2 separate regions of the Homo sapiens genome follow, and region 1 is linked to region 2. Evidence: read pairs that join two places in POLR2A ChIA-PET (ENCODE). Cell type or tissue: K562. All regions are shown on one strand. Each heading gives the region's core, and the rest is flanking DNA. Links, peaks and the distances in the headings are about the cores only.

Region 1 (2,916 bases), core at 284-2,783, 50 kb after region 2:
AACATCTTTGCTTTTCTTTTCTTTCTTTCTTTTTTTTTTTTTTTTTTTTTTTTTTTTGAGACGGAGTCTCGCTCTGTCGCCCAGGCTGGAGTGCAATGGTGCGGTCTCGGCTCACTGCAACCTCCGCCTTCCAGGTTCAAGCGATTCTCCTGCCTCAGCCTCCGGAGTAGCTGGGATTACAGGGGCCCGCCATCATGCCTGGCTAATTTTTGTATTTTTAGTAGAGATGGGGTTTCACCATGTTGGCCAGGCTGGTCTTGAATTGCTGACCTCGTGATCCGCCCACCTTGGCCTCCCAAAGTGCTGGGATTACAGGCATGAACCGCTGTGCCCGGCCCATTTTTGCTTTTCTTACCCACCATAAATCAGTTTCACTAAACTTTGTAGAAGTAATTTATATTTTCAAACTATTTTCTCTTTTACTTGTCACCCCTTCCCTCCTCTGCCCCAATCCCTTAATGCTAAAGATAATGACACCAGAAAATATTTTTGATCAACTGATCTTCTAAAATGAGACTGGGGCTTTCAAGTAGGGACAGGGGAACCTCAGACCTCCAGCAAAGAGATGGCTGAGGTCTTAAGCCAATGTACCAGTTTAAATGCACATCGTTTAGGCAGCTTTTCTGCAATAAAAGGAATCTGGTATACTGACCATGTAAAATGTACTGAAACTTAGTTGGATAACGATTTCCTTTTCTTAAGCTTCTCTGAAAGGCAGCAAGCAGTTTACGGGCTTGCATTCTGGGACAGCAGAGTGTGGAACTGAGGACAAGTCACTTCATCTCGCTGAGCTGTGGTGGCTTTATGTGCAAAAATGGAAGTGTCGATCTGTACTCACAGGGTAGCTGTGAGGACCAAATGCAGTCACGTATCCAGGAGTCCAGTGCAAAATGCCAGGGACAGTAATGGTTCCACATCACTGTCCCTTTCCTTCCCCTCCCCTTGGGCCAGTGAATGGAGACTCAAAAGAAATATGTTCATCCCAAGAAGGTTTTGAGTCCAAAGCACAGCTAACTAAAAGGAGAATCCAGTTTAGAATGGAGGCCTCTCTTCAGACTCCAAACACAGGGATCACATGCCACCTCACCTTTAAGAAAACACTTAGAAAGCCAGTCAATGAACTCCATTCATTACAACACTGGTAGATCTGCCCTCAGCTTTAATGTTTGCTGGGGATAGAGTAGGTAGAAAAAAACTCTTCAAGAAAAGGAAGATGTTGTATTCTGTGCCCTTTTACTTCTGCAAATGAAACCTTGATAAGTACAAAATTCAACAAATTCATTTTTCCACTTAAGAATGAAAAGAAACTCAACTTGCAAATACCCAAAAGCCCATCTAGGACAAAACCAACATTGTCTTGGTGCTTTGGTTTTAACTATGTGCTCTATCCATGCCTTAGACAACACCTGAGGTGGATGGGAGGGGGCTGGGATGTCATTAGACACAACTGCGCTGAGTTCCAAGTTCTAAATATCTGTCTTACCAGTAAGTTTTAGAACACAACCCCACTCTGGGAAGCTGTGGACCACATGTGAGCTAAAGCAGTGCTCATGTCCCTGGCTCTAGGTTCCAGACATTTCATTATCTCAGGACAGAAAATCTAATGACAGGGAGCTCATAAATGAAGGGGGACCTGGTTTGTAAGCCCTGATGGAGTGTGTTCCTAAGAGTCAATGGCCTAATTACTGGGCTTTTCTAGGGAAAGGAGGTACTATTGTTAATAGGTCCTTGTTTGTAAACAAATGGAATGAAGGCAATTGATCGCAGACACCAGGGTCTATACAGAATACAAGAAATTAAGTGGTGCTCTTTCTGCAGTGAGTCTGCAAGTGCCCGGAAGCAGCAGGGCTGCTCCTAAACTTTCTTCCAGGCATTTGGTGTTAGCCTAGAGTAGCACATGGATCCCCCGTGGATTAAAGGACAAAACCAGGAGGGATTCTGGCTTCCATCATCCCTTTCCCTCTCACCCTCTTCTGATTCTATAAATCACTTCTGGCAGGTAGCTGGGAAGCAGCTGCGAATGACAGGTTTGCTCTGGAGCACAGGAAGCCACCTTTTAACCCGCCTGCTGTTGTTTGTCTCTCAAAACGTGACAAAGGAACAGATGTAAGCAACATGCCAACTGTTGAGAGGATCTGCTCGGAGCACTATAGGAAGTCTGTTGGGAGCTATATCACACCAGCCAATCCAAGGAAGGACAACTGAGTTCATTTCCTGAAACCCCCTCTGCACACTCAGTTCAAGTCAGGTTGGGTCGGCAATGATCAGGCTATGCACCACGCAAACCCCTGCTTCCACCTTTGCCCCTGTGGCTCCCAGTTCTCAAAGCCCCTTCTTGAACCCCGTTCAAATGCAACTGAGAGGTTCAGTCCAGCCTCACCCCCAGCGAGGACTTTTTTGATCCCATGCCCCTCCCTCATCTCTCAACCAGACTACTTTTCACAGTCTGTAAGCCTCTCATGGGTCAGTCTCATTTCTGCAAACCATCTTGTGATCTCTTTGAGGGTTGGAGCCATGGCTCACATACCTTTGTATTCCCAAGGTAATGGTTTTTCAAATCACCAGTTGCAAACCATGAGTACAATGGGAGACAAGTTTAATGGGTTGCACCCAATATATTAAAATATAAAATAAAAACCAGCTTACAAAAGACACTCCTGGGACAACTGGGGAACTATGAAGTGGATATTAGATGACATTATGAAATTCTTATTAATTTTCTAAGGGATCGTAATGGTGGTGTGTTTACACAGGAAAATGCCTTATTTCTTTTAAAAATTATTTTTATTAGACTTTTTTTTTGGAGCAGTTTTAGTTTCACAGCAAAACCGAGTGGAAAGTAGAGATTTCCCCTGTCCCCACACATGCAAAGTCCCCCATTATCAACATCCCCACCACGGTGGTACATTTGTGACA
Region 2 (2,916 bases), core at 136-2,635:
ACGTGTTTATTGAACTTTTAAAGTTCCTTGACTTTCTGCGGGCAGAGCCAACCATGGTCTTCAGACCCTACGTTAATTAAGAGAGCTAAAAAGGAAGCAATGAGAACAACAGCGAGGACACGACAAAGCTGTAAGGTCACCATTTATGAGTGTCTGTGAAGTGCCAGGCACTGTACCTTAAGCATTTGCCAGCATTCTCACTTAATGCAAGTAGGAATTATCACCACTTTGTAGATGAGGAGACTGAGACTTAAGAGGTAAAGTAACAAGAACAAAGACTCAGAGCTAAGAAGCTGTAGAGCCAGAGTGGGGCTCAAGCATCTTCCTGACTATACAACCGTTGCTTTTCCAACACCCATTGATGGCTCTGTGTGGTGGTCATTGAGCCCTGTCCTATTTCAAAGCCTTGATCAGTTTAGGAGGCTGTCTTGACCCTGCGCCTCATCACAGGCCTTGGGAAAAGCACTTGTCCTTTGTGTGCCTTAATTTAACTCAGTGAGTCAAGTGCCCCAAGCCTGGAGTGGTTGGCGTCCCAAGTGCCATTTGAAAAGTGCTTTGATATGAAGTGCCCACAAGGGCTTGCTCTTCTGTTGATAGCAAACCATTTCCATGAAGAAACTTAAGTGGAAGCTCTGGGAGTGAACGAGTGAAAGGAGTGTTGGCTACAGGCATTTGGATCCAGAGGAGCTTGTCCCACTTTTAGGAGTGATCAGTTGAGGCTTTTTTCCCCTTGGTAGGTTTAATTTTTGACCAGCAGGTGTACACTGTGGTCCAAGGCCCCGGATTTGGCTCAGAGCTTCATAAATGAGTCAGTGGAGTTTATAAACTCTCCACTTGCAAGAGGAAGGCAAGAAATGGAAAGAATGACAGTTACTAAGGTTAGCAGTGGCCCCTGGAATCCAAGTGGCCCTTGAGAAGAACACTTGGGGAGGGGAAGCATTTGAATCACCTACATCTGCTAAGAACTTGTCCTGTGTTTTGGGAACGTTCTGAGAATGGCGACTACATGAGCTAGCTCTCAGACCAGCTGTCTTCAGAGGGGACCACCTAATGGGAGGCCGACCGTAGAGGCTAAAACATGCAAGTTACCGCCTGGGAGACGGTAACAACGCTTCCATGCAGAACAGCTGTGTGTTACTTTAAAAGCAGCTAATTTCACTATCTGAATTCAAGGATGTTTCCCAGATCTCCATGCTGTGAATAGCAGTGTTGTTTGAGATGGCCATTATTGCTTACATCCTCCTCGAGCCAGGAGCAGAGGGAGGAGCCTGGATCTGGGTCTCCTGTCCCACTGCAGCAAGAGGACATGATTAGTGGTTAGCCTATCTCTAAAAGCCCTGGGGAGCTGAGTGTAGGAAGGAAGGAAGGAAGTTGTGTAGGATAAACAAAACAAAGCAAAACCCCAAAAAGCCACAAGAAAGTACTTCAGATGTGCAAGAATCTGTAATTCACATACTCATGGGATAGTTGAGGGTTAGGACCTGGATTAAATGTTTTCACATGGAATGGGAATACCAAGAACAAAGCAACTGAAGAGTGGGGCGACTGGCTTGGTTTTAAAGAGTCCTGGAAACAGAGTCCTCTTATTGTTTCTGGATGTTTAGACACATCAAGGCCGACATATAAATTGTTTTAAAATAGTATCTGTTCTCAGTCTCACATGCAAAAAAAAAAAAAAAGGAAAAATATATCTAGCAAGTTTTACCATAAGATCATTGCTAATTTGCCTTTAGTTTCCCATGACAAGATTCAACAGTTTGATAATCTCGTGGAAAATAATTCACTTTTTAAGAAAATGTGGTTTAAAAGAAGTGAATATACTGATAACTATGAAAGCCTCTCTTGAGTAAGGCAGTATTTTAGAGTAACTGGACTGGTTGCTGCATGGCAACCTTCACAATTCAACGAGTTTTTTGTTCGTTCGTTTGTTTGTATTTTGAGACAAAGTCTCGGTCTGTAGCCCAGGCTGGAGTGCAGTGATGTGATCTCAGCTCACTGCAACCTCCGCCTCCTGGGTTCAAGCGATTCTCCTGCCTCAGCCTCCCGAGTAGCTGGGATTACAGGCACGCACCACTGCGCCTTTTTTTTGTATTTTTGCTAACTTTTTTTTTGTATTTTTAGTAGAGACGGGGTTTCACCATGTTGGCCAGGCTCGTGTTGAACTCCTGACCTCAGTAATCTGCCTGCCTCAGCCTCCCAAAGTGCTAGGATTACAGGCGTAAGCCACCGCGCCTGGCACAATTCAATGTTTTTAAAATAAAAAAGATTTGTCAGGGCTTCCCAAACCTCAAAGATGGGTTTTCTCAGTATCTTAATGGTCATTTAGACGGAACCAAACAAATACCTTTAAAAAGTAGGAGTGGCGGGCATTTTAGTAGGCTGCTAAATATCTCAATATCAAATGCACCAAGGATTACTAAGCCAAATTGTATGCCGTAGTTGGAAGTGTTAGCCTTGTGCAGCTGTTCTTGTGAAGGGCTTGGGGGCCAGCTCCTGTGGGAGCCAAGGATTTTTTTTTGCAGGTTTTGTCATGTATATGTGTTAAATTAGTTTGGAGAAGATCTGTCAGGTTTAACTTGGTGATGATTTTTTAAAAAATCAGTTCATGGCCGGGCGCGGTGTCTCACACCTGTAATCCCAGCACTTTGGGAGGCCGAGGCGGGCTGATCACGAGGTCAGGAGATCGAGACCATCCTGGCTAACACAGTGAAACCCCGTCTCTACTAAAAGATACACAAAAATAGCCGGGCATAGTGGCGGGCGCCTGTAGTCCTAGCTACTCGGGAGGCTGAGGCAGGAGAATGGCGTGAACCCGAGAGGTAGAGCTTGCAGTGAGCCGGGATTGCGCCACTGCACTCCAGCCTAGGTGACAGAGCGAGACTCCGTCTCAAAAAAAAAAAAAAATATCAGTTCATG

The links. Peaks named below come from ENCODE experiments on the same cell type or tissue, not always from the same donor. Only the 100,000 strongest peaks of a DNase experiment are listed, where the experiment ranks them.
Region 1: POLR2A ChIA-PET joins it to region 2 with 5 read pairs; 5 of 35 experiments call an interaction of 5 or more read pairs at or near these places.

What each region holds. Positions count from the first base shown.
Region 1 is chr2:65,327,685-65,330,600 of GRCh38, forward strand. All of the region lies in intron 4 of SPRED2 (sprouty related EVH1 domain containing 2), which reads right to left. Among named protein-coding and RNA genes, the nearest start is that of ACTR2, 100 kb to the left of the region's middle. In K562, for the core only: no CTCF peak of the experiment used is centred there; no DNase peak of the experiment used is centred there.
Region 2 is chr2:65,277,513-65,280,428 of GRCh38, forward strand. No RefSeq gene overlaps it. Among named protein-coding and RNA genes, the nearest start is that of ACTR2, 51 kb to the left of the region's middle. In K562, for the core only: no CTCF peak of the experiment used is centred there; a DNase peak (open chromatin) is centred at 1,289.